Regions from separate parts of the Homo sapiens genome. Here region 1 is linked to region 2. Evidence: chromatin loops called from intact Hi-C (ENCODE). Cell type or tissue: MCF 10A. All regions are shown on one strand.

The links. A loop is a pair of places that touch in the nucleus more often than their neighbours do. Peaks named below come from ENCODE experiments on the same cell type or tissue, not always from the same donor. Only the 100,000 strongest peaks of a DNase experiment are listed, where the experiment ranks them.
Region 1: a loop joins it to region 2, with 8 times the contacts of the local background. A loop is called at or near these places in 6 of 110 quality-filtered maps.

What each region holds. Positions count from the first base shown.
Region 1 is chr1:209,508,596-209,516,595 of GRCh38, reverse strand. No RefSeq gene overlaps it. Among named protein-coding and RNA genes, the nearest start is that of CAMK1G, 71 kb to the left of the region's middle. In MCF 10A, a CTCF peak has its summit at 3,084 (motif pointing right); a DNase peak (open chromatin) is centred at 3,105.
Region 2 is chr1:209,561,541-209,569,540 of GRCh38, reverse strand. LOC105372899 (a long non-coding RNA gene) reads left to right here and starts at 1,718. Exons shown (of 3, transcript XR_922537.2): 1 at 1,718-1,822; 2 at 1,908-2,005; 3 at 2,554-2,593. In MCF 10A, a CTCF peak has its summit at 3,278 (motif pointing right); DNase peaks (open chromatin) are centred at 1,630 and 3,290.

The DNA.
Region 1 (8,000 bases), 53 kb after region 2:
GAAATAATTAAACAACAAAGTTGGGCCTAAAGAAGTTTCATCTCACGTGCTAATCATGGCTGGCTGGCTATGGCTATCTAGAGTATTATGCTGAAAATGATTCTGAAGCTCTTTCTGGGCTCAATTGAAAAGGATGATCTGGTGGATTAGCAATGAATGCCATGGGCATAAGTTGGGCATGTAGTGGTACGTGGACTAGTTGTTTATAGTGCCTAATACAAGGTAGCAAACATAATGATAAAAGTAACTGTTATTGAAATTCAGCCAAGATTGGTATCAGTGTAGGCTTGTATGACTGACAAAGAATGTAGAGGAGCTAAAGAGTAAGCTTGACCTTGAATTACGAGTAGGACTTCAGTGAAGATAGGAGGCTATTTCAGAATGCAGGGCATCTGGTAGGGAGTAGTGGATGGTGGAGAGTAAGGAACTCAGTACTTGATTCAAAGCCTGGGTCTCCCAGAAGTGAGCTGTGTGGCTTGGGCCACTTTATCTCCTGAGGTCTCAGAGTTTTCATGTATAAAATTGTAGAACTTGTCTTGATGGTTTTGAACATTCTTTCTAATTCTGCACAACAGTCCATTTGTGGGTTAGATGAGCCTTTACCAAACTGTATTTCATGGAACAATGGTCCCAAGAGCTGTTCTGTGAAAAGTAAGTTTCATCATCAAATAATTTTGAGAAATTCTGAATCCTATATACGTGTTGATTCCTATTTCTTTCCTTCCATTCTTTCTTGAGTCCACTCTGATTGGTCCTTAAAGTTGGAGTTTATTTTTATCATTATTGTTATTGTCATGGTAGTAAAGATGGACAAAGGCAGATTCCACAAACATCTCAAAATAAAAGTCAATAGGACTTGGTGATTAATTGCATATAGGCAATGCAGGAGAGGGTCTAAGCAAAGATGTCAAGTATTTCAAACTAGAAAATGAATAGAATAAGCCAGGGAATTATTGATGGACAAAAGAAGTTGAACCAGGTTGGTGGACATGGAGCAGGGGTGCGGAGGGAGAATACCATCCTGCAGGCTAGGTACCTCATGGGTACAGGAAGAGATGCATCTAGGTTACTCACAGCTATGGAAGATTATTGCAAAGGTGTAAGAAAAGGTGAAGGAGATCATCTCAGCAGCAGCAGCAACAGCACAACGTTGGGGTCTATAGAGACCACCTTAGTTTGCCTAAGACTAAGAAATTTCTCAGGACACGAGCCTTTCAGTTCAAAAACTAGGTAAGTTCTGTACCAAAAAAGTTAGTTGTATTATTAGGGGATCAATTTTCCTTATTCTAGAATGGACAGCTGGATTCATAATCAAAGGACAATGTGTTGTTGCCAGCAATTTCTGTTGAGCATTTTATGAACAGAGTTTAGATTAGCCCCTTAACAGATGGCTGGTGTCTCCTGTGCCTAGCACATGTAGAAGCATCTTTAGCCCGTCCAACCCTCTCTGGTCTTCCTGGCTATGGCTGGGTAACATTTGGATCCACCTCTTAATGGAGTATGCCATATGCAGTGGGAAAAACAGAGAGGACTGCTTTCATACCATATTCGTGTGATAGAATGAATAATTCTTTCATGGGTTCCTCCCCGAGTCCATCCAGTTCAGAGGAAAGATGATTAGGACTTTCCTCCAGCTGACTTTAAGGGAGGGTGGGATGTTTAGGTAGAGGAGTATTTACAAAATCAGGGGAAAGAGTTGCATTTGGGCTTAAAAAATTCCTGAATATTCTTTTTTAAAAGAAATGCCTGGTCAAATACCGTAGGGAATTACTGAGGAAGAACTTGAAAGAGGGATGGAGAAGGAAGAGGAAAGATAGAAAAGAAAAGAGACAGTAGGAGAGAAAAAGAGAGGAGAGAGAGAGAGAGAGAGAGAGAGAGGTTTGTCACAACCAGGTTTTCCCACCCCTACCTAGGGCATTAGAACCTTCCACTATTGCAGCTAAGAGAATAGAGCATGTGAACAGCTTGTACATTTACTTAAACACCAATGGTTTCAGCTTCTCATACTGCACTCTACTCAAAGGTACAGTAGATTCAGGGACCTGTCACTTAAGACAACTCTTTACCTTCCAACCAACCAAAGTGCATTTTACAATGTCAATGCCATTTCACAGAGAGGGGCATTCATCAGGGGTGTCTGAAGTCCAGGCCAGCCTGAGAAGGAGGTGCCAAGGCTTGGGAGTTGAGGGACCCAGGTCCTAGCTTTCTCTCCACTGGGCTCCATTGTGTGATCATGGGCAACTGGCTAAACATCTCTGGACTTTGTTCTTCCAACCTTTAAAAGGAAGCAAGGACCCACTCTTTTTGTTGAAAGAAGCTGGAGAGAGTAACTGCTGAGCCCAGGGAGAGGAGGGCAGATGCAGGGCCATTGTAGCCTGCTCTCACGAATATAAACACTCTAGAGTTTGGTCAACCCCAAAGGCCCTTTCTTCCTTATTGGTTACTCAGGATTTCCAATCACCTGGGGCTCTCAAAAGTCAACAGGGGCCACTCAGCTAACCTCAGGGGTTTGATATAACCGGCAGGTGAAAGAGGCCAAAAAGACCTCCCCAGACTTCAGCGAGTTGTCAGCCCTTAAGCCCTTGAGCCTGCAGCAGGGGATGAAATATCCTTTGGTTTTCAAATCCCATTGACCCAGGGCTTATCCACGAAGGCAGGCTGGAACCTGGAGCATAGGGCGAAGGCAGATGTGGCAGGTTGGCTCTAGGCAGAATCACTTGGTAGACCCGTCCTCGGCACCTGATTCTACATCTGGAAAAGTGAGTGATAACTGTTGGAGTAATAGTCCTCAGGAGTGCCTGTTAAAAGGGATCAAAGCTTTGTGCTAAAGGGGATCCTAGGAAGTATAAGAGAAATAGCTGAGAGCAGCCAAAAGGTACAGGATGTGGAATAGGGGCACGGAGGCAGCGCTGGTAACCAGCCCTGCACACACTCATTAAGGCCCAACCATGAGCTGTGACCAGAGAGTTGGGATATGCATTTGGAAGTTGAAGTCCAAGTTTACATCTTTCATTGTGAGTCCTCAGTGGACCCATCTACCTGTTGATGGTGAACAGGTCCAAGACTGTAATGAGGTGTAAGTACCATTAGGTGGCGATACATGAATGCCTTTCCCATCTGGTTCCAAAAGAAGAGCACTATGGGTTTGTCTCCCAGCTCAGGCTTATAAGCAGCACATCCATGTTCCCTGCATCTGTAGATCAGCTTTAGCACCCACAGTGCCAGCTGCAAGTGGGGGTAGTGTGTGTGCGTTTTGAGCGCGTGCATGCACATATGCCAATTGTTGTGTATTTTCACCTCAATGTCGGTGACCAGCAAATGAGGCATCAGTGACACCCTGGCAGCAACTGACTACTTGGGCCACACTCTGAAAATGGATTGCCTCTGTTTTCTCTGCTTGATCTTCACTGGGGGAAAAGAGTTAAATTCGATTTCCAGGAGCTCTCCATGAGAGCCAACTTCAGCACAAGTTCCCATTTCCAGAGAGGCTGCCGAGTCTCTCATTTGTAAAGGCCTCCTCCCTTTGCCCTGAGCGGACTAGCCTTCCCCTACTTCTGCCTCTTTGCCTCTGTGTCACAGTTTTGTGGTCGATGACACCCTCTCCTTATCCTGCACCTCCTCCTGGTCTTGCCGACATGGCTCAATACTTTGTGCCTAAATACAGGACTTGTACCAGTCTCCTATGTCCCCGTGGAGGGCCCAGTGACAAAGGAAAAAAACCAGCCTTTCTCTGCTCATCTGGGTGCATAGGGCTCACCCTGAGGGAAGCTGGAAGTGGCAGCAAATTTTTGTTTATAAATAAAAACAAAGACAACTTGTCGTTCCAAAGGAAAATGCCCCCTGGTGAAAGAAACACTTAAAACCACTGAAGAATTAGTTTCGTTTTGTCCTTGGTGGCCACCCTGTCAGCAGGTTTCCTTGATCTTATGTTGGTGACAGAGTCTCAAACTGAATGCCAAGGGAAGGATTCCACACATATTCCTTGGATTTGTAGCTGAGGTACAGCCCTGGGCCTGGGGACATGGAGAAGACCCAGCCTGCAAAACTCAATCATGGCTCTGCAGATTTTACCCAGTTTGGAGATCTACTAGCTACCACACTCGACACACACACACACACACACACACACACACACACACACTATGATGGATGTCATTCTTGTCTGCAACATGCTCTAGTGACTGGGCCCAAGTCAGGCACAGCTTCTTGTGTGAACTGAAACACCATTCTTTTCTTCCCTGTGTGAAAAAACAGAATACAAGGGTGAGTGATCTTATGAAAACACTACTGAATCTGTTCCATTTTACATATTCACAAAATTGAGGCCACTTAATGTAATAGATAAAAGTAATACAGAGACAACTACAATAGGAAACAAAAGGTGAGAAATGACAGAAGAAACAACACTCAGTGAATACTGGGACTCAAGAGCAGGAGCAATGGCAGCCACTTTGGAGTAGGAAGGTGAGCACTAGGAAGGGCCCCCCACCCCCTGCAATAAGCTTTGATGGACGGATGGAATTTTTTTCAAGGTATTCTTTTTTAAAAAACATCTTTATTGAGATATACTTCAAATACTATAAAATTCACTCATTTAAAGCATACAATGCAGTGGTTTTTAGTATATTCACAGAGGTACACAACCATTGTCACAATCTAAGTTTAGAACATTTTTGTCGCCTCTAACAGAAACATGCAGTCATGAGCAGTCAGCCCCATTCACCCCTCACTCCCCAGCCCTAGGCAACCACTAGTCTACTTTCTGTCTCTATAGATGTGCCTATTCTAGGTATTTTATATTAATGGAATTATAGTTTTTTGTGGCTGTCTTCTTCAACTTAGCATAATGTTTTCAAGGTTTGTCCATGTTGTAAAAGGTGTCGGTACTTCATTTCTTTTCATGGCCGAAAAATATTCCATTGTATAGATATTCCCCATGTTTGTTTATTCATTCATCTATTAATGAACATTTGGGTTGTTTCCACTTTTTGCCTATTATGAGAAATGGTGCAGTTCTTTCATCTGCATGTTTTTATGTGGACATGTTTTCATTTCTCTTGGGTGTATACCTAGGAGTGGAATTGCTAGGTCATATATTATCCCTATGTCTAACTTTTTGAGGAATTGCCAAACTGTTTTTCAAAGTGGCTGCACCTTACCGCATTCCCACCAGCAATAAATAAGGGTTTCAATTTATCAGTGTCCTTGTTATAGTCTGTCTTTTTGATGATAGACATCCTGGAGGGTGTGAAGTGGTATCTCGTTGTGGTTTTGATTTGCATTTCCCTGATGACTAATGATGTTGAGCATCTTTTCATGTGCTTATTAGCTATTTGTATTTTTTTTTTTTGGTGTTGGGGGACATATGTCTATTCAAATCCTGGGCCCAGGTCAGGCACAGATGCTTTTTAATTCGGTTGTCTTTTTATTTTTGAGTGGATGGCTGAGTTTTTGAGAGGTGTAGGAGTGTAGGAGCAAAAGCTTAGATGTGGAAAAGGTAGGCACTTGTAAGGAGTAAGAAGTAAAACAGATTGGCTTCAGAGTGTAGCATTTTCATGAGAGATGTGACTCTGCATTTAACAGAAAAGGCTGACAAACTTCTCTAATGATCTATCAGTTTGGGGTAACAATGAGATAAAATGAGATAAAGAACCCGTGTTTATACATAAGAGGAATTCATAAAAAGAAGCTGATGCCATTGCTATTATTGGATGCCTAAAATGGACTGGTCACTGTTCTTGGAGTATTACATATGATCTTATTTAATCCTCCTAACAACTCTATTAATTTATCCATTTTTCAGGTGGGGAAAGTAATCGTCAGTAAAGTTAAATACCTTGCCCCAGGTCACCCAGCTAATAAATGACAAAAGCAAACTTCAGACCCACGCTTGTCAGTCTCTGAAGTGCTAGGGAGCTGCACATCACTGCTTGAGAGATAAAACTAGAAAGTTTGGGGATCTTAGGCTTCGTACAGGACATTGGCTGTTTAGAAAAAGCATATGTTTCATTCAGAGTCACTGGAGAGTTAACGTCTTTGAGCAGGGGAGACTAGGAGCTACATTTTGGAAAGATAAAACTGGATGGTGAGTGTGTTAGGCCATTCTTGGATTGCTATAAAGAAATACTTGAGACTGGTTAATTTAAAAGAAAAGAGGTTTAATTGACTCACAGTTCTGCAGGCTGCACAGGAAGCATCTGCTTGGCTTCTAGTGCGGCCTTGGGCTGCTTACAATCATGGGAGGAGGTGAAGCAGGAACAGGCATCTCACATGGTGAGAGCGGGAGCAAGAAAGAGAGAGTGGGAGGTGCCAGACACTTTTAAACAATCGGATCTCACATGAACTCATCACCAAGGAGATGGCACTAAGCCATTCATGAGGGATCCACCCCCATGGTCCGAACACCTTCCACCAGGCCACACCTCCAATACTGGGGATGACATTTCAGCATGAGATTTGGTAGAGCACACACTCAAACCATATCAGTTGGAATAGAGGAGACTAGAAGCTGAGACACAGATTAGCAGGCTATTAAAATCATCCAGGTGAAGGATAAAGAGGCCAGAACTGAGCAGGTCACAGGTCACAGGGAGCCAGGAAGGAAGGCAGGTACGCAGTGGTGTACTGGAGCCAACTTGAGCCACCTCACAAGAACCGGTTATGAAATCTTCAGCCAATTTTTTTTTTTTTTTGAAACGGAGTCTTGCTCTGTCGCCCAGGCTGGAGTGCAGTGGCCCCATCTCCTCGGCTCACTGCAATCTCCGCCTCCCAGGTTCAAGCAATTCTTCTGCCTCAGCCTCCTGAGTAGCTGGGACTACAGGTGTGCAGCACCACGCCTGGCTAATTTTTGTATTTTTAGTAGAGACAGAGTTTCACCATATTGGCCAGGCCGGTCACAAACTCCTGACCTCGTGATCCACCCACCTCGGCCTCCCAAAGTGCTGAGATTACAGCCGTGAGCCACCACGCCCGGCCAGCCAATTGTTAAACATGGCCATTACTATAAATTAAGTCACAAAAACTTACAATTTAAAAATTTATATTAAAAACAAAGGTAATATATACTTAATAGCCAGCTCAAGTTCTATGCCTTTGCCCTTCATGCCATGTCTCCTTGCTGTCTGCTCCATTGTTGTGCAGGGTTGCTTGAGTTCTGGGGGCTCTGCTCCCAAGATGCTAATTTATGAAGCAATCCTTCATCTGGACATCATCTGTCAGGTGGGGAAGGAGGGCTTGTGATCCCGTCAGCCTGAGTAAAGGCAACACAGAAGAGCTCCATCAAACAAAATGGGACGGATGGATGGCGGACTTCCCAGTGTCAGGGAAATATTGATTCAGGCAAATATATGATCTATCACATGAATATCCTGGAGGCTGTTGCAAATAGAGACACTGCAATATGGGGAGTGTTTTCCACATGATGAAGGATGGCTTTTTGGTGCTGCATCATTGCAATGAGAAGTGATGCGTGGGGCACCAGCCTCACGCCTAGAGTCATGCATTATGGAAACACTGATGCCCTTTCATCCCCACAGGTAAGTGGAGAAATGTACAATTATGATCCTAATAAAATCAGAGAGGGAGAGAGATGACGGCAGCTTCTCCGGGGATCCAGAGTTGTCTAGGACCAGGCAGGGTGCAAGGCTGCTAATTGGACTTTCTGGGAGCTGCCCACTGGGGGAGTTGTGGGTATGGAGTAACTGCCCACTCACTGCACCCTCTGTCTTGCCTCAGAGTAATGAACACACAGGAGCCCTTATCAGGCCTTGGTCATTATCATAATCAGAGATGGAATTATCTTTATCACAGGTGTCATAGATTCACACTAGCACTGCATTCTCTACCGCCCTCTGAATTGTCATGTGAGCCTAATAACAATTTACTTTACCGATGCAGGAACTGCACTCTGGGAGCTTATGTGGCTCACTGAAGTTATTCTGCTGTGGCAAAAAAAGCCAAGACCAGAATCCAGGCTTCCCAAACAGTGTGGGGGTGATTTC
Region 2 (8,000 bases):
TTTTCTATCTCATATATATATATATTTCATTTCTCAATTTATTGTGGGGAGGGGGTATTTGGTGAGACAGAATAAAGAAACAGAGTTTTTAATAGCATACTTATTGAAGTTACAAGAGGCTATCACAATCAGTAGGGAGAAAGGTTATTTTTTGTGTAGATGCTTCAACCTGAAGAATTGCTTTTTCTTACTGATGCTAAGACTTAAATCCTCTTATGATGATATTGTCAAATAAGAACCTGCCACTGGCCCACCAGGGTAGAGAAAGAGTAGATGCTTGGGTCAGGTTGGGGACTCTACAGTTTGTCTTTCCAGATGGAATAGGGCCAAGGGGAAGTGTAGGGGGAAACAGGGAGGAAAGTGGGCATAAGATCCTCCTAAGGGGGATCTGTATGACCTGGGAGGCAATTCTTTGAGAAATGCAAAAAAAAAAAAAAAAAATTGTCCATCCTCCTGATCAATTTACTAGGAAGAGTGTGATTTTAGGGGGGAACAGACACTACCTGAATGGCCTTCCAGACATTGTGGGGCATTGGTGAGGACCCTGAAAGCCCTTCTGTTGGAACTGGAAACCATTTTGACATATTTGGGCATATTTGGGATATCAGTAGAGATGCTTGGGTGGGGATCCCCTCTCTGTAGAACTGTTTGTATTTGGATTATTCGGGTTTGAACTATTCACTTATCTATTAATCATAATCAGGCCTTCTACTATAGTCTCCTCTTATCTTCAAAAATAAAGTTAGCTGGGTAGTGATAGAGCAGAACAGTGATTTAAAACATGGACTCTGGTGTCAGACTGGTTGGATTATAATCCCAGCTGTGTCTCTTATAGCTCTATGACCTGGGTGAGCGATGTAATCACACTTTGCCTCAGTTTCCTCATTTATAAAATGGGTATAAATGGTACTTACCATGTAAGGTTATTGTGAGGGTTAAACGAGTTGATACACAAAAACTACTTAGAACAGTTCCTGGAACATAGTGAGCACTCAGTAGTTATTTTCTGTCATCATCATCATCATCATCATCATAAATGACCAAGACTTATGAGGCCAGATATTTGTTCCCGCTAACCACCACCCCATTTTGCTGTGATCACACATGTTCTTGAGAGTGAAAAGAGATATGCTTGCTTGGTATGGTTGACAGTACTGTTCCATGAAAGGGCCGCATGTATAAGGCAACCTCCAAATGCAGAAGGAGCCAAGTAACCAAAGAAAGAGGCAGACAAATATAGTTTGTCAGTTTTGAATGATTTATTATGGGGAACTTACAGGCAGAAGCAAGGTCTTGGGTGGTCCCAAGACAGGTAGATCTCTGCACCACAACACCCCCCAGACCCAGGGCTTATATCTTGAAGAAAAAGCATACATGCTCTGGAAGGGATGTGTAGATGGCTATGGGTGTCACAGCCTTTGATTTCTGCAACTACAAGGGTTGTTTTGGAGGAAACTTACAATGAATAGATGTTCCTACATAAAGAGTAATACATCAACTAGACATTTTGGAGGCATTCCTGGACTCGGGGTTAGTCATAAGTTACATGATGAATTACCATTTAAAATAAAGTCATTCTTGTCCCCACAAGTACAAGCATTCACCAACATCCAATCCACTTCTTCTAGAGACATGGAAGACTCCTGCCTGGAATGTGGGCAGGGCCATGTGAGTAGCTCTGGTCAGTGAAATGTGAGTGCATGTGGCTTATATCATCACTTCTGGGCTGAGACAGTTAAAAGCCCACACATGATTCTTCAGTTTCTTTTCCTGTGCCACAGCAACCAAGAAGGTCACATGTTCCAGAAGCTGCAGCTATAAGGTGGGTGGGGGGACCTAAGTGGGCCTGGGCTCTTGAGTGACTATGTGGAGCAGAGCTGCACTGACTCTTTCTTATCCATGGGTAGCACAAGCGAAAAATAAACTTCTGTGGTGCAAAGTCACTGAGATTCAGGAGTTGTTGCCAAAGCGGAGCCGAGCTCAGTGGTTCCCAGTCTGGTCCCAGGTAAGTATCGGGGGATGTTTAAGAGATGCAAACCCCCAGGCTTCACCCCACGCAAGCTGAATCAGAGGCTGAGGATGGGGCCAGAGTCTGGGTTTTAACAACTCCCTCAGGTAATTCTGATCTAGCTCAGGATTGAGAACCACAGCTGTAACTGATCTTGAATGAAACAGGTGCCAGAAGCCTGAGGTGAGATCTCGCTCTGTCAGCTTCCAGTTATACAGGGAGCTTGCCCCAGAGGCCACCAGTGTTTGGGATGATCCATTCTGCTTTACTTCTTTCCTTTGGTAGAGATATTTAAACACTAAACACCTGAGAATATTTAACTACAAATATACTGATGTGGTTTGGCTCTGTCCCCACCCAAATCTCATTGTGAATTGTAGCTCCCATGATTCCCATGTGTTGTGGGAGGGACCTGGTGGGAGATAATTGAATCATCGGGATAGTGTCCCCCATACTGTTCTCACGGTAGTGAATAAGTCTCAATAGAGCTGACGGTTTTATAAGGGGAAACCCCTTTTGCTTGACTCTCATTTTTTCTTTGTTAGCCACCACGTAAGATGTTCCTTTGCTCTTCCTTCATCTTCCACCATGATTGTGAGGCCTCCCCAGCCATGCTGAACTGTGAGTCAATTAAACCTCTTTCTTTTATAAATTCCCCAGTCTTGAGTATGTCTTTATCAGCAGCGTGAAAACGGACTAATACATATACTAAGGCCCAAGCTACTTACCTGAAGTTAAGAAATCACCTGGAAATAGGTTCAGTTGTAGCCTTAAGAAGGTGAATGCTTTCTAGATCTTCCCAGTTATGTCTGAAACCATCAGGTTCATTGCGCTCTTTCTCATTCTTTGCTTGACAGCCCCTCTCTGAAGCAGAAAAGAAAGAGTCTGATGATCCCTATTTCACAGAGGAGGAAAGTGAGGCTCCAGGCGGTCAAGTTATTTATCCACAGCCTGGAGACATAGCTTTGCCCTGCCTACAGCCCTAGTGCTGCACCTCACACAAGCAGTACTCAGTGAAAAGTTGTAGAAAAATGAAGATAAAAGACATTTGCTGGCCTCACACATTGCTTAATTGTCTGAGCTTGTCTGAGTCTCAGTCGGGTGCTCATTGCTGTGCCTGGGCGGGTGCCCCAGGAACTAAAGTTGAGGGTGGAGGCAAAGCTAAGGGTAGACACGGGAGGGACAAAGCAAAGGGCTGGGAAGGAACAATCTGATCCAGCCCTCTCTTAGCCCTTTGCAAGGCAGAGCCGTCCCAGAGAAGTGAGAGCCTGTAGTCAGCAGGGGGCAGTGTTGTTCTAACAAATACCTTAATAATGGCTGGTGAGAAGGCTGCCCGCGCATCTAAGCTTGGGCAATACTGATGGGATTGAATTGATCGAGGCCAGAGGATCTGGTCCCTTGGAAAAACAAAAACAGCGAAAAAGATGGGCACCTATATACCCACTATCTATATTGGGCATTTTCTGTGAAATTCTTTCAATTTTTCTGTCTGGAAAATGTTATAATAAAATTTTGGAAGTAAAAAGAGGATGGAGCCCTCCTAGGCTGCGCCTGTCTCAGCCCTGCTGCTGCGGTTGGTGCACCCATCTGGGTCCAGACCCATAGCCACTGGGGGCAGTGGCATGAGTCTTCACGGAGCGTCTTATTCTTGATACTCATCGTATTCTCCCTGCCCAGAGGTATGCTCTGCCAGCTCTCTTCTTTGCTTGCTCCTTTTTCTCCTCTGCTATTTCTCCTTCTTCCCGTCCCCCTCATACTCTCTCCTGTACCTCCATATCTGACTGTGAGTCAGGTGGATGGCTCATGAGTCAGCAGGGCCAGTACTGGGGATGTGAGGGGTTAGGTGTGAAAGACACAGCAGATCCCGTCCCTTCGGAGTTTATAGTCGTGGAAAGACAGACCCACAGAGGCAGAACTTAGAGAAAGAAGACAGGAAAGCACTGAAATCATGTTCTCTGGGCCATAGGATACATGCAGGTTTCAACCTCGATTCAACCTTGGCAAAGGCTCTCTAGTTGTTCAGGACTTCCCCATCATGAGCTTTCTGGAAGGCACCTCTTCCATGTCCAAACATGCTGCAGGGTTTCGCGAGATAGAGCCCATCCCTATACCCAAGAGACAAGCAGTGGATTTCTTGATTTGGCTGTGAGGGGGCAGCTCAGCTCAGCTCATCCAAGAGGTCTCACATAAGCCTTCTTGTGGTATTCTATAATCCATTCTTCCACCTACCTGAACCATTCCAAGGCTCTGTGACCCAAGGATGACCCAGATTTGAGTCCAGCCTCCTAGTACCACTCCATCCACAGGTGGAACTCAGCCAGGTTCTAAATCAGCCCGGCTCCATGACCCCAGATACTAGCTTAGCCTTCTGAGAAGGAAGCCATTTCCTGCTGCTCTGCTGCCAGGAGCCAGGATGCCCCATCCGGAACTGGGTGTGGGGAGATGAGAGGCACCATTAGCAGCCATGGCTACACTGGCATTAGGAGATTAATGAGGCTTTTTGAATAACAAATGTAGCTTCAGCCAACTGTTGGCAATTAGTTAGAGCAAAGCCATGCTGTGCTCTGACTCTGTCAGCTGGGACCTCCAAAGGAGCATTACAGCAGGAAGGACTAGACCGGGAGGGAAAGAGTTGAAATTCTACCTTCCACATTCCAGGCCGGCCCTGTAGGTGTACAGTGACCCTGGGCTAAGTCTTCTCGTAACCGTCTTTATCTGAGATCATGTTGAGAGACATGTAAAGCAATGAGGGGCCTTGAGAGATCATTTTGTCTACCAGCCTGCCTCCACTCAGGACCACACAGCAGTGCTTCTCGAGGTTTAATTTGTATATAGGTCTCCTTGGAACCTTGCTCCCAGGTGACTGCTGATGTTGCTGGTCCAGGAACTACTTTGAATAGCAAGACCCACGAGAGAGAGAGAGAGAGAGAGAGAGAGAGAGAGGACAGAGAGACAGAGAGAGGAGAGAGACAGAGATGTGGGCAGGGGAGCATGCTTTGGAGCCCAGAGCACATTTATTTCATTAAGTTGAGATTTTAGTCTTTATAATTCATTCATCATTTACTTCATCATTCATTCAACAGCATCTACTCTGCTAGGCAACTGAATTCACATGTATTGGTACAGAGAGAAGGGTGAAAATAGTTTGGAGTAACCAGAGAGTCTCCTGGGACAGGAGGAGAAGCCTGGGGAAAGCAGAGTGGGTGCAGGACTGGGCCCCCAGGGTGGGCCTAGCTGCAGGCTAGCAGATGCTGCTGTACTCCTCCCTTCCAGGAAGGCCCTACCAAAGCTGCAGTGACTACAGGCCCAAAGCCAAGGCACACAGTGGACAGGGAGAAGTAATGCTCACATCATCTTCTCTTTAAGAAAGAAAATGCATCTTAAAAGCAGTAGGAGCTAATTTGCTCTTCTGTAATCAATCACCCAGTACAGGAAATAAAAACACAGGGAGATTCTAGGCAGGCAGGCAGGCAGGCAGGGGGACTCTGTAGAGAGGATGGTCTTCACTTCATGGGTTTAACAAAATAAATCTTAAGGACATGTGGCATGAACATGTGTATGTTTGGGTATGAGGAGGTGTGTATGTGGAGGGCCATGTTTAAAGTGGTGCCAATCTTCTCCAGGCTTCCAAACAGTCTCGCCTCATCTTGCCTGTCTTTTGATCTATATGTGGGTAGCGGGGAATTATTTCAATTAAGGCTTCTCTGAGCTCTTACCTCTAGAAAAGGAAAATGGTCATGTGCGGTGGCTTACACCTGTAATCCCAGCACTTTGCGGGGCTGAGGCTGGTGGATCACTTAAGGTCAGGAGTTCAAGACCAGCCTGGCCAACATGGTGAAACCCCATTTCTACTAAAAACATAAAAATTAGCCAGGTGTGCTGGTGCATGCTGTAGTCCCAGCTACTCGGGAGGCTGAGGCAGGAGAATTGCTTGAACCTGGGAGGTAGGGGCTGCAGTGAGCTGAGATTGTGCCACTGCACTCCAGCTTGGGCGACAGAGGGAGACTCTGTCTCAAAAAAAAAAAAAAAAGGGAAAAACATCCAGATGTCACCCTGGAAACAAGGAGCTTAGATTTACCTCCACCTTTCAGCTCATCGCTGGCTACCTTCTGTTCCCTCCCGAGCCTTGGCTTCCCTGTCTGTAGAATGGGGAGATTCTCACTCTTCCCTCTCTGTCCCACACCACTGAGGTGAGGAAAACGACAGTGTTACTAAACCTGGTGTAAGGTAAGCTCCAGGGGAACCTAGTGCTTGGGCTATTTCCATCTGAGCCTTGGGGTTGGGATGAGAACAGCCCACGACAGTGTTAGACGGTGGCTGTGGAAACAGCACCCCTTGGGAATGCCATACGGTGTGGCACGCGTTTTCTAACTGTTCCATCCCCACTGCTCAAAGAAGTGCCCCAGCCAGGTCCCTTTCTCATTTGCTGTCTTTCCTTCCCTGTCTTTTCTTCCTTTTTTTCTCCCTCTCCCTCATACTGTTTCTTTTATCCCTGTATCTATTGTGACTATAGTTTCCAAATTAAAAATTTGGACATAGCCTGACAATACATCAGAGTATTTGAGACATGGACATCCACAGGCATTCTGGGATGGGTGAGCTAAACACCCCTCTCCATGTGCTGCCTCCTCTGCCTGTGTCTGCTCTGGGCTCCAACTCCACGGTCATATGACAACATGTTGGGGTCAATGTGATGCCAAATGCCCAGATGTTTAGAAATATCCGGATGGTAGATTTAATGTTTACTGTTTTGTATATTCTGAGTGCCCTGTGCACACAATTCAGTAAAAACAAATACATGAATAAATTTTAAAAACCTCTGCAACCCAAGCAGTGAGTTGTTTAGCATCTTGTCTTCAAAACAAGTGGTAGAGATTGGGTTTTTTTCCTTCCTCCTGGCATTATTTTGGTGGTATCCAATGCAGACTTCATATAAGCCATCTCTGACCAAACTCTCTGAATACCTTCCTAGGAAGAGACTCTTCTATGCAAAGAACCCCATTGTTTGGTTTCCTGAAGCCACATGGTCTGTATAACAGTGAATGTGGTCCCTGGTTCAAATCCCTACCACATCATCCATCTGTCCATCCACCCACCCACCTGCTTTTTCTTCATTCCTTCCCTCCCTCCCTTTTCCCCTTGCTCCCTTTTTCCCTCCTTCTCTCCTTCCAAACTTATATGTCCCCTACACACCCTGCACTGTGCTAGATACTGATCCTTGTCTGCTAGGACTCGGGGTTTATTGGGTAAGACAGACATGCACACAGCAGTTGTAGAACATGTTCAAGTGCAATTCTTCCCCAGACCTGTCTCCGGATATTTTCACCTTCTCTTCCTGACTTCATGTCCCATGCCCCCACCAGCTTCCCTGCACCCCCTGTGTTTCCAGGGTGGGAGCTCAAAACATATTAGAGAAGAGCCACTCCTTTGTAGCAGGGAGATTTCCTTCCCAAACACATGTGGGTGTCTAGAAGAAAGAGAGATTTATACCCACAAGTTTGAATGGTGTCCTTTTCTCTCCTCTCTCTCTGGAACACCTAGTTCATGTTTCCCCACAGAACAGCAGGCCTCCTGCCATGGAAGGCAGCACCTCTCATCTAGGGTGGGGGATATTTCTTCCTGCAGAATGTCCTCCCCTTGCATCCCCACCCCCACGTGGGAGCAGATGGACAGGGGGACGGAGCCAGTTGTTTGTTTCAGTTCTGGCTGGTGTCGGCCTGGTGGGAGAGTGTAACCAAGAAGAGAGAAGGCTTGTGGCTTTGGGAGCTTAATTAAACATATTTACAAAGTCCAGGCCTGGTGAGCTAGTGAGGAACAATGAGACAGAGGATGGTATTGCATTATAAGATTAATAAACCAATTAAAGAAAGACTGCAGTGGCCTGGTGGCCCCACTGGGGCAGAAGGCGAATTTGACAGCTGCTCTTTTTTGATGATTGCCACAAATTTCGGAAGAAAAGACAGCCTGGGCTTCCCCTAGTCCACGAGAGAAT